2 separate regions of the Homo sapiens genome follow, and region 1 is linked to region 2. The links are chromatin loops, found by intact Hi-C in ENCODE. Cell type or tissue: IMR-90. All regions are shown on one strand. Each heading gives the region's core, and the rest is flanking DNA. Links, peaks and the distances in the headings are about the cores only.

Region 1 (8,327 bases), core at 319-8,318, 62 kb after region 2:
TGTGACTCTCTATCCTGAGTTCTTAACAACCATGCATTTAAAAAAAAAATTTATATATTATTGCTTATCTTGTACACCTCATTTATTCACTCATTCATTTGGTCATTCATTCATTCAACAGATATTTGAGTGCTAGATTCTGGGCACTGGTTGTGACAGGGTGAGATGGGACAGTGAGTGTGAAAGACTTTGGAAGCAGAGTCTCTCCCCAGTGTGGGGTTAGGGTGTAGCCTGGTCATGGTCATTGCAGATTCCAGAACGTTTGTGTAACAAACACTCATATGGTGCATACTAAGTGCCGGACACTGTTCTTGGAGTTTTGCAGTTAGAATCACTTAATCCCTGTGACAACCCTGGGATTGTTATCCCCATTTTGCAGATGAGGAAACTGTGGCCCTGAGAAGTTAAGCGACTTGCCCTGGAGGCAGAATCACAGATCAGCATCCCTCCTTCCTTCCCCGAAGTTGTCTCAGATTGTTCCTTCAGAAAGAAAAAGAGTCTTCAGGCTTAGAAAGCTGTGTCGGATCAGACAAGCTGTGGAAACGGAGGGTTCTGGGCCCTCCTCCTGCCTCCCTGTTTCTCCTTTGAGAGTCATCAGTGTCTGAACAAACAAGTGGAGTCCTAAGCAGCCTCATTCCAGGCAGACTTCCTGTCTCCTCTCTTATCAGCCACTTGCAAGGCACCTTCTCTCTCCCCTGCTCTCAAACTGGACCATCCCTGCAAGAAGAGACAGCTCCTGTTTTCAATAATAAGAATAAGAATATCTGATATTTATTGAACATACACTATGCTAAGCATTTTATTTTTCTCATTTAATTCCCACAACAGCCTTGTGAGATAAATAGTATTATCAGCTCTATTTTATAGATGAGGAAACTGAGGCTCGGAGAAATTAACCAACTCACCCAAGGTCTCAGGGTTAATGAGTGGCCAAGCTTAGACCTAGGCTGACTGTCCAATCCAGTGGGCCCTGGCCTCACTCTGTTCCGTCTCTTAGGGACGGGTGTTTTATATTCTGTGTCACCTGTCTCTGTGTTCACTGTTCCCCTGAGGTGTAAACACCTGAAAAAAACCAAATTTGGGTTTTTGCCTCAAGTTTGCGGGCCCCACAGAGTTGCTGGGGATGGTGGCAGAGCAGGGTTGGGAGCCATTAGTACCATTATGGGCACCAGGTTACTGCTAGACTTGGCCTGGGAGCTCTGGCTTTTTGTCCTCTCTCCTTCCTCCTAACCTCAGGGGTCCTCACTGCAGCATCCTCTGCTCTCAGAAGGTGTACCCCTCTCCAGTAGCTCCCTAGTAGCTCCTGAGTCCATTCTACCTCCTTTCTAAGCTGGGAACACATGGAAGACTTCCCAGGACAGTGGCTGACATGGGCAGGAGAGGAAAGGGGCAGGGAGGGAGCTGGGGTCCGCCCAGGCGGCCCACACCTCCTTCCAATTGCTGTGCCCAGCATTCCTGCAGAAGAGCAGTCAGGGTTGGGATGCTGGAAAGAGAGGTTTAGACTTGCCCCTCCCCTGGCCCTGACCTAGCCGCCTCATTTCCACAGGCAGCTGGACCAAGGGCCTTCTTTTTGTCGGGACTCATGATCACAGGGTGAGGGTTGGGTCTGGGTCCCTCTCCCTCTTGCTGATGGGCACCCAGAAACCAGGCATTGCAGTACCACTTGGAAATGGGGAGAGGGGTGTCAGAATGCCAAAGCAGGAAGAGACACAGGATGGGAAAGCGAGGCCCCAGAGGCCTTTGCCATCCAAACCTCAAGAGACAACCCATCCTTCCCCCTGCTTGTGGGCCAGCTGGAACCACAGGTTTTCCAAACCCAACGCAAATCTTTCTGCAAAAGAAAGGACTCTGGGAATCGATTCCAGACCCTGCTTGACAATGAAGTCTGTGCTCACACAGGCAGTGCCACCAGACGTTTTATGGAGTATGGGCATTGGCTCACGCACTTGCCAAGGACATACAGGTGCTAGGCCCTGAGCTGGGCGTGGAGAATTTCAGGGGCATCCCAGAACCCTCCCTGGCCTCACTGACGTCTCAGCCTGGCAGTGAGAAAACAGACACCTGGGGTGGAGAGTGGCCCAAGTCCATGTCTGTCTTTGCCAGCTCTCAGCACCCACTGTGCACCTGGGAGACGTGCACCAGAAGCTGAGTACAGGCAAAAGATAATACCACTCACCCCTGCCCTCATGGGCTCTTGCCTGGCTGCAGAAGGCAGATATCATCTCGTGAGGAAATAGGGCAGATATCATCTCATGAGGAAATAGTCATTTAACAAATATTTATTGAGCGACTTACTGTATGCTGGGCACCGTTCTAGAGCTGGGTATTCATTCGTGAAAAGAAAGAGACAAAATTCTTGCCCTTGTGGATCTTCTATTTTCATGTATAAACATAATAAATATGTAAAAAAAATAGAAGGTACTAAGTGCTGTGGAAAAATAGAGATAGGTAAGGAAGATCGGGAGTGTAGGAGAGGGACAGGTTGCAAAGGTGGTCAGGCCTCATGAAGGTGACACTTGAGCAAAGACTTGAGGCATATGAGTGAGCCATGCAGCTGTCTGCAGGAAGAGCATTCCAGATAGGAAGACAGCCAGTGCAAGGCCCTGAGGCAGGAGTTCCCTGGGGTTTTCAGGTGTGCTCCAGTGTGGTTAGAACAGAGTAGAGTGGAAATGGAGGTATAACAGGGGACAGGTCAGAGAGGTAATGGGGTCCGGGCCATGGGGAGCTTGTCGGCCATTGTAAGGGGTTTGCCTTTTATTTTCTGTGCATCCCTTTTACTCAGCGTTTGAGCTGAGTAGAAGCATGGGTCCCTGACTGCTAAACAGGGCCCCTGACTGCTGTGCCAGGAGTGGACAGTGGAGAGTCAGCCAGGGGAACCGACAGGAGGCTGTTCCAGAGAGTAGGAAGAGTGGTAGCAATGGAGGAAGCCAGCTTTAGGGTATGTTCTTGAGATAGAGCTGAGGGGATTTCCTGCTGGGTTGGATATGGGGTATGAAAGAAAGAGAGGTGTCAGGGATCACACAGTGGTTTATGGCTGGTGTGGCTGGAAGGATGCAATTGCCTTGAGCTGAGATGGGAAGGCTGTGGGCAGCGTAAGTTTTGTAAGAAATATGAAAATTTCAGGTCACTGTGCAGGGCCTGAGAGGGCAAGGAGGGAACCCCTGGAGTAACTGAAGCATCAAGGGAAGCTTCTAGAGGTGGGGTAGGGGGCACCAGGCAGGGCCTGCAAGGGCGGGGAGGGCTCAGGGGCAGGGGTTGGGTTCACGCTGGGAGGAAATGTGCATTAGGTGTGCAGAGAGGCAGCAGAGGCTTGGCCTCTGAGCAGGGAGCTGACCTCCGCATTGGTTAGCATTGTCTGCCTCCCCCTCAGCCCAGCCTGCCTCCTGGGCAGCTGGCGCAATCAAGCACACACTTACAAATCCCTTCTGTGAGTCAAGCCCTTCTGCTGCTGTCTCTCCCCATTGGTGGGGTGGACAGGTGAGTGCTGTAAAAGGGTGCAGGGTGGTGGTGGAGGGGTGTTCAGGACTGACAGGGTGGGCTTTGGAGCTAAAGACTGTGTGCCTCTGCATAGGTAGAGCTGGTGTGTGTGTGTGTGTGTGTGTGTGTGTGTGTGTGTGTGTACGCGCATGCACATGCATAGCTGGGAATTCCAGGACAAGGGCACCATGGAGTCAGGGGGTAAAAAAGGTTGGGGTATGCTGCCAGAGACCTGCCTACTGATCCTTAGGATTAAGAGTTCTGGAAGGCTAGGTAAGGTCAAACCACAGACGGCTTTAGCTGCCACTCTGAGACTTCTAGGCTTGATTCTGTGGGCAATGGGGAGCCATTGAAGACCCTGGGCCTGGCTTGATGGCTGTCCTAGCTCTCAGGCTTGAGCTGGGTTACATCTTCATTATGGGGCAAAGTGGAATCTGCAGCCACCTTGCCTGCCTGCTCACCAAGCAGGTGTGGCACTGCCAGGCCAGTGCTGACAAGTTAATTTCCTGATTATGAGATAATCATTTCCTAGGGAATCGGGCAGCCAGCTCCCGCCGTGGAGGCCTCTCTGGCTCATCTTTATTCAAGGCCCTGCTCTGCAGAGCTTTCTGCTTCTCTGCCACCTAGGGGCTCCTCTGGAGTCTGGCTGCGCTAGCCAAAACATCCCGCTCAGCACATATTTCACAAGCAACTGACCAGTTCCTCCTGGACTTTGTTTATCCTCCAGCCCTGGGCTCAAGAGATTAGGGCTCTTTTGCATTCCACTTTCCATCATTTGCCCCTCATGAGGAGGAGGCTTGGAGAGGAAAGATTCCAGAGACAAGGTTTACTGAACCCACAAAAAAGAGGAAGCCAAGAGGGAAACAGGTGAGGTGTGGACGAGCAATGGGAAGGCAGCCACAGGGCTCTCAGCGCCAGGCAGCCTCCCTCCAGGAACCGCTGGGCAGGAGGGAACAGATTTCTAATGAAGCAGGAAGGATTTAGGTCAGAAGGTGGGAGAATTTCCTGACTGCTAAAGTATCGTCTGTAGGGGTTGTGAGAGGGCTCGGGCTCTTGCCCAAGGCTGGGGAATGAACTGAACAGCTCCTAAAAAGTATTTTAATCTCCAAGTGTTTATCGATCTATCCAACCTGTGTTCAGGGGCCAGCTAGTTCAGTCTCCCTCATCATCCAGATGGGGAAAGTGAGCCTCAGAAAGGGGACTGGGGAGACTGGACAAGACAGTGAACTCACCTCTGGAGCTTCCCCCCTGAGAAGGCCCCAGCTGCATCCCACCAGGGAAGGGGCAGATGGTCTTTGTCCTCCGGTTCCCGAGGGCGGGCACGGGAGCCGTCAGCAACTCCAGACCCAGCATTGAGCAGGAGGACAGGGTGGGCTTGTCCCGAGCACACAGGCCCCAAGAGTCAGTGTGACAGGTTCCTCCTACTGTGCTCCTGCACACTCCCACAGAGGAAGCTCCAGGGGCAGAGCCAGGATATAGAACATTGGTTCTGTCTTCTCGGCTCCGTGTCTTCACTGTCCTGGAGGTTTGAAGGGCATGCTATAGCTAAAAGGCTTACCCCACATCAGTGGCTGGCTGTCTCCCTGTGGAATGAATGGCCCTGGGACCGTATTCCCTCGCACGCAGCTCCTCCCCAGCCGAGCATCCTGGCTTTGGCCATCTCAAGGGTCTTCGCTGCCCCGTGACTCAGCATCCCTGCCATCCTGGCCCAGGCTCTGTGCAGCCTGCATCTGAGGAAGAATGCCCACAGAGGCCGGCACAGGGCCTCAGGCCCCGAGTCAGGTGGAGGACAATTAGAAGTGGAAGAATGGAGGCCATGAAGCCTGAAGTGGGGCTGGGTCAACCCAAGGCCACACAGAAGGCCTATGACACAGTAGGGCAAGACCCCAGGCTCCTGTCTCCCTCCTGGGAGCAAGAAATTGATGGTGGCCAGGGTTTTCCTGGGTAGTCTGAGCAAGCCCATCCACCCAGTCTTTGGGTGGTGAGACCCGCCCCAGCCTACCCCCACCAGTGGTGCTGGGGGCTTGGGAGAAGACTGAGCAGGGCTGTAGGTGACCCAGGGAGCTGGCTGCGTACCTTCATCAGGCCCAGGAGGGGCACGTACGGCCGTTCACTGTAGCGTGTTTGTGGAGCGGGGAGTTAGAGGTGACCTGGAGGTCTAAAACAGGAGGCTGGCCGGGTGCGGTCACTCACCCCTGTAATCCCAGCACTTTGAGAGGCCAAGGCGGGTGGAACACTTGAGGTCAGGAGTTCGAGACCAGGCTGGCCAACATGGTGAAACCCCATCTCTACTAAAAATACAAAATTTAGCCAGAGCACACACCTGTAATCCCAGCTGCTCAGGAGGCTGAGGCAGGAGAATTGCTTGAACCCGGGAGGTGGAGGTTGCAGTGAGCTAAGATGGCGCCATTGCAGTCCAGCCTGGGCAACAGAGCTAGACTCCGTATCTATCTATCTATCTATCTATCTATCTATCTATCTATCTAGGTAGATAGATAGAACAGGAGGCCAGCTAGAAGGGACATAGAGGATGCACATCGTGGAATCCTATGTAGCAGTGACAGGCAGTGAACTAGATAGACCTTAAAAGTTTACATGGACTGGGCTCGGTGGCTCACCCCATAACCTCAGCACTTTGGGAGGCTAAGGTGGGCAGATCACCTGAGGTCAGGAGTTCGAGACCAGCCTGGCCAACATGGTGAAACCCTGTCTCTACTGAAAATACAAAAATTAGCCAGGCATGGTGGCATGCGCCTGTGGTCCTAGCTACTTGGGAAGCTGAGATGGAAGGATCACTTGAACCCGGGAAGCGGATGTTGCAGTGAGCCAAGATCGCACCACTGCCCTCCAGCCTGGGCTGATGGTTTCCCCTGTATTTGGAGTAAGCAAAAAGACCTCATTTGACTGGGTGCGGTGGTTCACGCCTGCAATCCCAGGACTTTGGGAGGCTGAGGCAGGAGGATCACTTGAGCCCAGGAGATCAAGGCTGCAGTTAGCCATGTTCACGCCACTGCATTCCTGCCTGGACAACAGAGCAAGACCCTGTCTCAAAGAAAAAAGAAAAGGTGGAGGTGGCGTGGGGAGCTGGATATGTACCTTCACCAGGTCCAGGATCTTCCTTTAAAATGCATACTTTTTGAGGTGAGGGCTGATCACACAGTCTGATAATAACTGGACTTCACCCAACATTGGCCACTCTGCTTGGAGGGCCTGTTGTACCCTACAAGCCAAAAATTGCAGACCAGCCTCCTTACTCCTACACTGATCGTGTCCACTAGCCCCCAACTCAATCAACCCTTCTTTATCCCCTTCCAACATCACATAATCCCCCAGCCCCAAGCCCTGCAGAGGGGCCAAGAGCCCAAGCCTGCAGGCCTGGCTGCTGACGAAATGTCCCCTGGGAGAGCTGCCCAGAGAAGGAGCCATTGTTCCTTCCTGGAAAAACATACCAGCTATGGGAGGGGGTCTGCTATTCCCTGGGACCTCGGCAAGGATCCTGAGGGTGAGGCGGGGGGGCCTGGCCTGAACTCCTGAGGCTGCTCCTTTCCAGCAGCTTCCCCGAGCTGCTGCCTCTTGTGTCACCCCCATGGCCATGAGGGTGTGACAGAGGTGGAGCTCAGAGAGGGAGTCACAGGAGGCCCTGGTGATTGTTAGAGATGTAGAACAAAGAAACTTACAAAATAATGGTAAGAGTGATTCCATTTAAGTTCTAGAAAAGGCATAACTAATCTACAGTGATTAGAAGCAGAGCAGTGGCTGCCTGGGGTGGCGGAGGCGGGGAGAGGACTTACAGGGAAGGGGCCAGAGGGTGACAGAAACAATCCACAGCTTGATTGTGGTGGAAGCCACACGGCTTTATACATTTGTTAGAACTTATCAAACTGTACACCTAAAATCTGTGCATTTCACTGTGTATAGAGTACAGCTCAAAAAGTTTATTTTTATAAAAAGAGTGACAGGAGGAGTCCTGGGAGGGCAAGGAGACCTAGGATCTCCTCCTGGGGTACCCCAGCTCCCTGTGTGACCCTGTGCAGATTTATGGGCCTGAGCCTCAGTTTCCTCCGGTGCTTCCAAAGACATTATGTGCCTTGGTGTCTTGGGGGCAGGACATGGAAAACACTTTGGGTTGCCTAGAACAGTCATTAAAGAGGCTCTCCTGACAGAGCCTGAGGGGCTTTGGACCAGTCAGTCACCCTCAAAACAAAAGTTGCTCCACTGAGGGCGAGTAGGACTCAGGGCCTGCCCATAGAATGCCATCTGGAGCGGAGGAGACACACACAGGTTAGTATGGTGAAATCTAAGTGTAGATCAATACAGATGGGGTGGTGAGAGAGGAGAATTTTGTGCAGTCTGAGATATCATTGCAATCAGGGGAGACTTCCCGCAACAAGAGGCCCCTGCCTGAGCCTGAGATTCCTCAACAGTAAGAGGAAGAAGATGATCATCTGTAGCGAGGGTCAAGGCTCAGATTGTGACCAGCAGCCCCAAGCTGTTTGTCCTTAGTCTCTCTTCCAATTCTCCACATGCAGTACTCTACAAATGCCCCTCCTCCATAACTCTGGCACTTATAACCCTACTCCACTCAGTTTTAATCAGACTTGATGATATCACAGCAATTCCTGTTTTTTTTTTTTTCCTTTAGCTGAAGAGCTTTAGTCCATCATCAGGGGACAAACAGAAATGAGACTGAGATTCAGAATTGCTGATAGGCATCAGACCTCCGTCTGTGACCAGGATCAGGGCTCGGTGTGTGACCAGCATCGGGACTCAGACTGGGATCAGGAACAGGGCTTGGTGTGTGATCAGGGTCAAGGCTCAGGGTGTGCCCAGGGCCAGGGTTCAGTATGTGA
Region 2 (8,327 bases), core at 127-8,126:
AGGGAACTGGAGTGAACCTGCTTTTTAATACTGGCCTTACCTGCTTTTATAGTAATCCTGGTCCCCTAGGTCCCCAGAGACATGCAGAGAAGTGGAAATTGGCTCAGAGGGTCTTTGAACTTGTACATGGATGTCACTACAAGCCTCATGGAAGCAGGCAGCATTTTGATGTGAGTCTAGTTCACAGAAGTAAATTTTCATAGTGATTTTTGTGGACAAGTCCTAGGCATTAGTAATAATACTGGCGATGCTGAAGATAATAATAACTACCACACATTGGGTGCCTCCTGCGCTCCAGGGCCATGCTTCAATTACCTTCAGTTCTGTAAAGCATTACCATCCTCATGGCACATGTGGAGATGCCGAGACTCGGGCAGGGTAGAGAAGATTCGCACTGTGTAGAGGACGGCAAACAGCACAACAATGCCCGCCACCAGGAGCAGCAGAACCAGGATGTCAGCCCACTCCATGGTTTATAGGTGTCGCCACGAAAGACACGACTCACACAGGCACTAGATGGAACAACACTTTACTCACACAGAGAAGAGACAGAGTAAGATCAGCTGCAATCATGGGTTCAGTCCCGCATGGCCAGGGGTCTCCTGCTACAGCAGACACAAGGTGACGGTCTGCACACACCCCTCTTGTGCAGCAGCGGGTGGACCCTGTTTCCTCCCCACCTGGAACAGATATAACAGTGGGGTTGGCCAGGTGCCTGCCACATGACGCACAAGCTTAAGCAGAACAAAGAGTACACGCTGAGTCTGAAACAGGAAAAAGATATTCCCACGTAAGGCGATAAGCCCAGCACAAGCTATGAGAGCTCCTTATCTGTTGGTAAGGAAGTGTTTTTGGCTCAAGGCCACTTGTATGGGGCTGAGCAGAGGTTAAAAAACCACATGCATGAGACTGCCTTTCTCAACCTAGGTCATATCATTGGTGTGCAGCAGAGCCAGGATTTGAACCGGGTCTTTTTGGCACCAAAGCCTATGAGCTTTCTCATTGATGAGAGGTCTTCCCCAGGCCACTCCAAGTCTCCTCTCCCTCCTCATGCCAGCCACATCAGCTAATGGACAGCCAGATTCAGCAGAGAAAAATGAACTGAGTGGGTTTCTCCCTCCTTGGACTTCTTTAATGCAAACACCTAAAATAATATTTTCCCTGAAGAATCCTCACGTATAGAAGTTTAAAGCAGAAAGCTGGATTCCCATCAGAGATGAGAAAATGCATAACAGAAAAGCAATATATGGGAAACCAAGGCACTTGGGCAATTATGTAAATAAATGGACATGGTAAGGATCATTCAGCCCTGGAAAAAAATGGACACATGTAATTCCCTTTCAGAATCTGAAAAAAGAAGAAAGAGGGATGGAATAAAAGCCCTTTTTGCTTCCGTTACAGAGTCCTGCAGTTCTGTTTGAATATTAAGCCTCCATGTGGTTGCTATGGGGCTTTTGTAATATGACTAAACTGTATTGGCTCATTTGGGGAAGGGTTATCACCTACAATTCACAGATAGGATGCCAGAGGTTAAAAGAAGTTCAGTAGTTGATCTATGTTCACCATGTTCGTTTTAGAAGCCAGGTTGAATTGAGCCCTCAGATGTTTCCAATTCCCGACCTGATCCTCATCTTCTCAAGGAACAATTGCAGTGAATCCTCAGTTGCCTACGTGGTTAATGTGGAAGAACAGAGACATAGATAATCCTAAATGATGTCTATGTCTCTTGCTCTAAACATTTGCTTTGGAAACTTCTTGCAGACCTTAGAATGAAGCCACCCTAATGTGCAAGGGGCCCCATCCTTACTCCACACCTTCCCTACTCAACGTTGCCCACCTCCCACTCCATGAAGACCTAGGGGCAGTAGATCAAAGGGAAGAGGCTCTTAACTCTCTCCTAGGTTGAGCTAGGGTAGTGGGTAGAGGAGAGAGGCCGATAATAAGGCATTTTGATTTAAAAGGCCTTCTGCAGTGCCGCAGGCAAGCAGAACAGAAACAGTAAATGAGACAATGAATTGTGTCCGTGGAAGACTCCATATGGACAGTGATTCATTATGTTAATAAGGAGGTGAAAGCCAGAGGTTGACTGTATTCTGATTTCATGTCTGGGGAATCTGTAGCTCAGAAGCGGGGAGCATCCAAATTTGAGGTCAGAGTCCAAATTCCAACACCCAGCTCCTGATTCCAATTTGGTTGGTCGAATTACTATCATCTCCTAATGACTAAGGATGCTTTAGAGCCAGATGGGACCTGAGTAGAAGTGCAAGCAATGCTTAAGGTGGAGAAGAGTGATGCTGGAGCCAAGCAGAGCCAACTCCTTGGGTCCATGCAACAAATATTGAGCACCTACCAAGTGCCAAGTGATGGCAGAACTGGCATTGGGAGAGGGAACCACAGAGGAATCTGATGTTGACCCTGGCCTAAAGGAACTCAGGGTAGGAGGTGATATGGGGCAGGCACAAATCTCTGTCATACATACAGAGAGGGAAGTGAGATGAGGTCTAAGACAGCTTCATTTATTCTCCCATTCAATTAAATCATTAACTCAGCTACTCAGGCACGATCGTAAGTGCTCCAAATAAAAAGCTAAACAAAACTGATCTCCACCCCAGAAGCTACCATTCCAATGCTGAAGCTAAGTCACCCCAGGAGGCATATCAAAACACATTCCCCAGCCCCCCAGGCCCCAGCACTGACATACTGATTCTGAATCTTTATAACTGGTACCCAAGACATCTGAAGCCTGGTTTCTAGTTATTCTCCAACTTTGGGCACTGGTCTGGTGGAATAGGGAGGGAGTCCAGCTAAGAGAGTCCAGAGGAAGAGTCAGAGATAGAGAGCAAGGCTTCATGGCCCACCTCTCCCTGGAAGCCCTCCTTGACCAGCACAGCCCACACTGATCCCCATGTCCTCTGAATCCAACCTCCACTGCGTGTTCTGCAGTTTTGCATTTTTCTGTTTGTTGTTGTTTTTTGTTTTTCTTTCTTTCTTTTCTTTTCTTTCCTTTTTTTTTTTTTTTCCAAAACTAGCAGGTTTAATCCCTCTTCTCCTGCTTGTGTCTCATCTCTAAAGGTGGGTGTTCCCGTGTTCCAGGTCATTGTGATGAGAGTTCCAGGGGACTTGTGACACACTGCTGGCCGGCTCTGTTCAAGTGTGGGAGGTCAGGAGCAGCCAGTTCCTCCTGGGAATGCAACCCATCTCCGAAAAGGATTAAGCATCACTAGGGCTCCAAGTGAGTTCTGATCAGAGGCTGTTCGGAAGACAGCAGGGGCCATGACCACCCTCTCTCCTGAAAACAGCCTCTCTGCCAGACAGTCAGCCTCCTTCATCCTGGTGCGTGTTCTTTGTCAGCTCTGAGTGCCTCCCTCCCCAGCCTCTGGTTGGCACTGGGACCATTTTCCCCTGCTGGGTAGGAAAAGCTAGAACCCTGAGCTAACATAGAAGGTGGAGCAAGGGCGGTTGTACCTTACTCTTACCATCAGCCCAAGGACAGGACTGAGACATCCAAGCCCCCTTTCACCTTCTTTCCAAGCCAGCAAAACCTTCTCCACATATGTGCTATTCTAACTTTATTGAGTTGTAGGTTTGCAGGTGCGAACCTGAAGATGCTGATAGATTTTCATCGGTGCTTTTTGCCAACAATTTTGGTATACTGCCACCAGGTGGCAGTAATGCTTTTGTTAGTAGGTAGTTCTAAACCCAGTTTACAAGATACAGCTATTTGTTAGAAGTCGGCTTCAGTCATAAAAATTTTCCACACGGTATTTTTTCAAAATCATAACTAATTACAATAACTTTAGCCAATCTTAAGTCTCATTAATCATAGTGATTAAGAGAGTGATACATAAAAATGCAAAATGGACACTCCTCTCCCTGAGTTTTAAATGTTACTGCTTTATGGCAAATTATCACCAGGCCTTGCTTTAAATTTTCTTTATATCTTTCTCATTTCTCTGAGCTTAGAGAAGGCTAATAAAATAAACTGTCACATAGCATTTATTATGTACGATGAATGTTCTAAATGCTTTATTTATAGTCATTCATTCTCATCACAACTCTATGAAGTGAATAATGCTGTTGTCTTCCTTTTATAAATGAGAACATGGAGCCACAGAGACTTTGTCACTTGCCTACAGTCACACAGCTTGTTAAGTGGCAGAAGTTGTATTTCGACCCAGACAGGTGGGGTGCAAAACTCAGTATTCTCAAAGTGTGGCATCCAAACCTGCAGCATTAGCACCAACTGGGAACTTGTAAGAATGCAGACTCTTGGGCCCCAGATCTTCTGAACCAATAAACTGGAGACGAAGCCCAGAGATCTGTGTTTTTTGTAACTCATCCCTCCAGGGCACTGTGATGCACAATTAGCTTTGTGAACCACTGTTTTAAACCATTTTCTTCATCACGGTGCTGTACTGATGATACACCCTCCACACCTGGGTTGGTAATAATTGCTGAAGTGGGAACCCCTTGTTACGGTTGGGAGTCTATCTTGTCCTCAGGTGAACTGGAGTAGAAAAGAGAACCTGTCCAGGTGCAGTGGCTCACGCCTGTAATCCCAGCACTTTGGGAGGCCGAAGCGGGCAGATCACCTGAGGTCGCGAGTTCAAGACCAGCCTGGCCAATATGGCAAAACCCTGTCTCTACTAAAAAATACAAAAAATTAGCCAGGCGTGGTAGTGAGTCCCTGTAATCCCAGCTACTTAAGAGACTGAGGCAGGAGAATCACTTGAACCAGGGAGGTGGAGGTTGCAGTGAGCTGAGATTGCGCCACTGCACTCCAGCCTGGGCGACAGAGTGAGACTCCATCAAAAAAAAAAAAAAAGAAGAAGAAGAAGAAGAAAGAAGGAAGGAAGGAGGGAAGGAGGGAAGAAGGGAAGGAAGGAAGGGAGGGAGGGAGGGAGGGAGGGAAGCTTAAGCAAAGTCAATGACCTTCCCTGGGCTTTATTGGAGGTTCTGTGGCTATGAGTATTCAGAGAAACTTGGCATTAAAACCCTCATAAAAAGTTTTTCTTGTCCTCCAAAGGCTTTCTTTTTTTACTGAAAATATGGGAGAAAACCCCTAACCCAATGATGCAGTGGGGAGAGGAGATTTATGCCTGAAGCCAAGGCCTCTAGCAGCAGGAAACTTTTAGAGGGACTGAGCCACTTAGGGCTCCCACTTCTGGTCCCCTTCCCCAGGGGAAGAATGGCCAAGGCTTCCTCAGGTTTGCTGATGTAGAACTTTAACCTGCCTAGATACACCCTGAAGGTGGGAGATTTCCATAGCTGCTCTATCTAGCAGTACGCTTCCCAGGACACTAGGAAAGGCACCACTGCAGAGCTGGAGGGTATCCAGCCCCCTCGCAAACTGCAGACTTCCCCTCCCGGATTACCAGGTCATTATACCCAGTGTATGGAAAAGGGTGTTATTAGGTTGGTTGAGCAAAGAACAGAGGAATATGGGAAGATGAAGGTTGATTTGAGAAGCCACTGTGTTGACAATCTCCGTCACATTAAAGGAGCCCAGATACACATTCTCTGATTTCTAGCATAGGCAGGTAGGTGGTGTGCATGTAGAGAGAGGGCTTCTAAGTGACATTTCCCCCTTTGCCTTCTGCGGGTCAACAGCCTTCTTGTTCTGGTCCTTGGCTTGCTAGCAAGTGTCTGAGATAGTCTTGTGGGTGGCCTATAGTTTGCTGAAGTTTGGAGAGATACAGGGAACTGGTGGGTGTAGAGAAATGGAGTTTCCTAGAAGGAAGAATCAGTGACTTTTTTTGTGGGTTTTTTTTTTTTTTTTTTTTTTTTTTTTTTTTTTTTTTTTTTTTTTGAGACGGAGTCTTGCTCTGTCACCCAGGCTGGAGTGCAGTGGTGCGATCTCAGCTCACTGCAAGCTCCGCCTCCTGGGTTCACGTCATTCTCCTGCCTCAGCCTCCCAAGTAGCTGGGACCACAGGTGCCCACTACAACACCCGGGTAATTTTTGTTTTTTTTTTTTTGTATTTTTTTTAGTAGAGAAGGGGTTTCACCATGTTGGTCAGGATGGTCTCGATCTCTTGACCTCGTGATCCACCCGCCTCGGCCTCCCAAAGTGCTGGGATTACAGGCGTGAGCCACCGCGCCCGGCCGAAGCAGTGACTTTTTATAAACAAATTCAACCACGGCAAAGTAGGCAGATGGCCAATTGTTACAGGTAGAGGTTTAGAAATGCAAATTCTCTGAATACTCAACAGATGTCTTCTTGTGATGTTTCTAATTATTTCTGCCTTATTGCGTTGATGCTGTATCTTTTGTTACGGTGTGCGGTGCATATTACTTTAATTTCAATATTACCTCTCCATTGTGTTTGACTTTTTTTCGTATCTTTGTTCGTCATTTATTTTTTAATCATTGTAGGGCATTTGATTTTAAGGTATTTCTTTTGTTCACAGCTTGTGTAAGATACATATTTTTTATTTGAGTGGAAAATCCTTGCCTTTTAATTCCTTCCCACTGCCCCTCCCACCCCCAGCATGGCATTAGGGTTAAGCCTCTGACTGTTGCATCAAACAGCTTAGGGTTCAAACTCCAGCTCTGATACTTTCTGTATCTAATCTCAGATATGCTAATTAACCCTCCTGTGGTCTCAGTTCCCTGATCTGTAAAACAGTACAAGAACTTTACCACTTCATAGATATTTGCGAAGATTAAATGGGTTGATATATGTAAAGTGCTTAGAACAGTGTCTGGCACATCATCAATTGCTTTTTAATGTTTACAGCTAATAAGAGAATGAAATGCATTTATTTTCATAATTAATTGCTTTGGGTTTCTATCATTTTTATGCTTTATACTTTTATTAATTCCTTGTTGTTTCCTATATTGCTTGCTTTTATTTTTTAAAGTGAGTTGGAAGATGTCCTGTTCCTATAAATTCCTAATTTTTAAAGTAAAAAATAAAGCAATTTCTTTTGACTCCATCCTAATATCTAATAAAGAAATAGAATCTGCAATTAAAAACTTTCCCACAAAGAAAACTTTAGCCCAGATGGCTTCACTGGTTCTACCAAATATTTTAAAAAGAAATAATACCAATTCTATACAAACACTTCCAGAAAACTAAAAAAAAAAAAAAAAAAAAAAAAAAAAAAAAAAAAGAAATCCCTACTCATTTTATGAGGCCAACATTACCCTGATACCAAAATTAGAGATCTTACAAGAAAAGAAACTCACAGGCAAATGATTCTTGTGAACATGGATGCAAAAATTCTAAATAAAATTTTAGCAAATAGAATACAACAATGTATAAAAAGCATAGTATATCATCACCAAGTGGGGCTTATCCCAGGAATGTGAGGCTTACTTACCATTCAAAAGTACTCAATATAATTTACCATACTAACAAACTCAAAAAAAGAAAACCATATGACCATTTCAACAGATGCAGAACATTATTTGACAAAATCCAACATCCATTCCTAATTAAAAACTCTCAGCATGCTAGAACTGGAAGGGACTGTCTTCAACCTGATAAAAGGCATCTGTAGAAAGCCTAGAGTTCACATCATACTGAACTGTGAAAGCCTGAATGCTGCTCCTCTAAGATGAGGAACAAAGCAAGAATGTCTTCTCTCACCACGTTTATTCAACATTGCACTTGAGTTCTAGCCAGTGCAGTAAAACAAGAAAAAATAAATAAAAGGTATTCATACTTGAAAGGAAGAAGTTAAACTGCCTTTACTCACAGATGAACATGCTCATCTATGTCAGAGTTGGCAAATTTTTTCTGCAAAGGTCACAATAGAATTTTTGGCTTTATGTCCACGCAGTCTCTGTTGCAACTACTCAACTCTGCCATCATAGCATGAAAACAGCCACAGACAAAAATGAGTGGGTGTGGCTGTATCCTAATAAAACTTTATTTAGAAAAACAGATTGGAGGCCACATTTGATCCATGGATCATAATTTGCTGACCCCTGGTCTATGTCAAAAATCCCATGGAATCCACAAGAAAGCCACTACGACTACTAAGTGAGTTTTACTAGGTTGCAGGAATACAAGATTGATATATAGAAGTACATTGTATTTCTATTAGAAATTTAAATTTTAAAATGATACTTTTTACAGTAGCATCTGAAATATGAAATACTTATGGATAAACTTGACAAAATATATGAATGACCTAGACACTGAAAACTACAAGACACTGCTGAGAGAAATTTTAAAAGACCTACATAAACAGAGAAATATATTGTGTTCACAGGTCAGAGGACTCAATAATGTCATCAATTCTCCCAAACTGGCTTACAGATTCAATACAGTCTCCACCAAAATCACAGCTGCCTTTATTATAGAAATGGACAAATTGA

The links. Hi-C counts contacts between places; a loop is a spot of excess contacts. Peaks named below come from ENCODE experiments on the same cell type or tissue, not always from the same donor. Only the 100,000 strongest peaks of a DNase experiment are listed, where the experiment ranks them.
Region 1: a loop joins it to region 2, with 6 times the contacts of the local background. A loop is called at or near these places in 9 of 110 quality-filtered maps.

What each region holds. Positions count from the first base shown.
Region 1 is chr15:73,932,355-73,940,681 of GRCh38, forward strand. All of the region lies in intron 1 of LOXL1 (lysyl oxidase like 1), which reads left to right. Among named protein-coding and RNA genes, the nearest start is that of LOXL1-AS1, 8.3 kb to the left of the region's middle. RefSeq lists enhancers at 474-768, 5,161-5,760, 8,187-8,327. In IMR-90, for the core only: a CTCF peak has its summit at 4,111 (motif pointing left); a DNase peak (open chromatin) is centred at 4,137; H3K27ac peaks cover 2,614 bases.
Region 2 is chr15:73,870,437-73,878,763 of GRCh38, forward strand. It overlaps TBC1D21 (TBC1 domain family member 21), which reads left to right and starts at 3,128. Exons shown (of 11, transcript NM_153356.3): 1 at 3,128-3,333. The coding sequence starts at 3,274. It overlaps LOC102723657 (a long non-coding RNA gene), which reads right to left and starts at 3,099. Exons shown (of 6, transcript XR_932455.3): 1 at 2,859-3,099; 2 at 1,507-1,667; 3 at 316-680; 4 at 41-176. In IMR-90, for the core only: a CTCF peak has its summit at 3,655 (motif pointing right); a DNase peak (open chromatin) is centred at 3,685; H3K27me3 peaks cover 4,192 bases.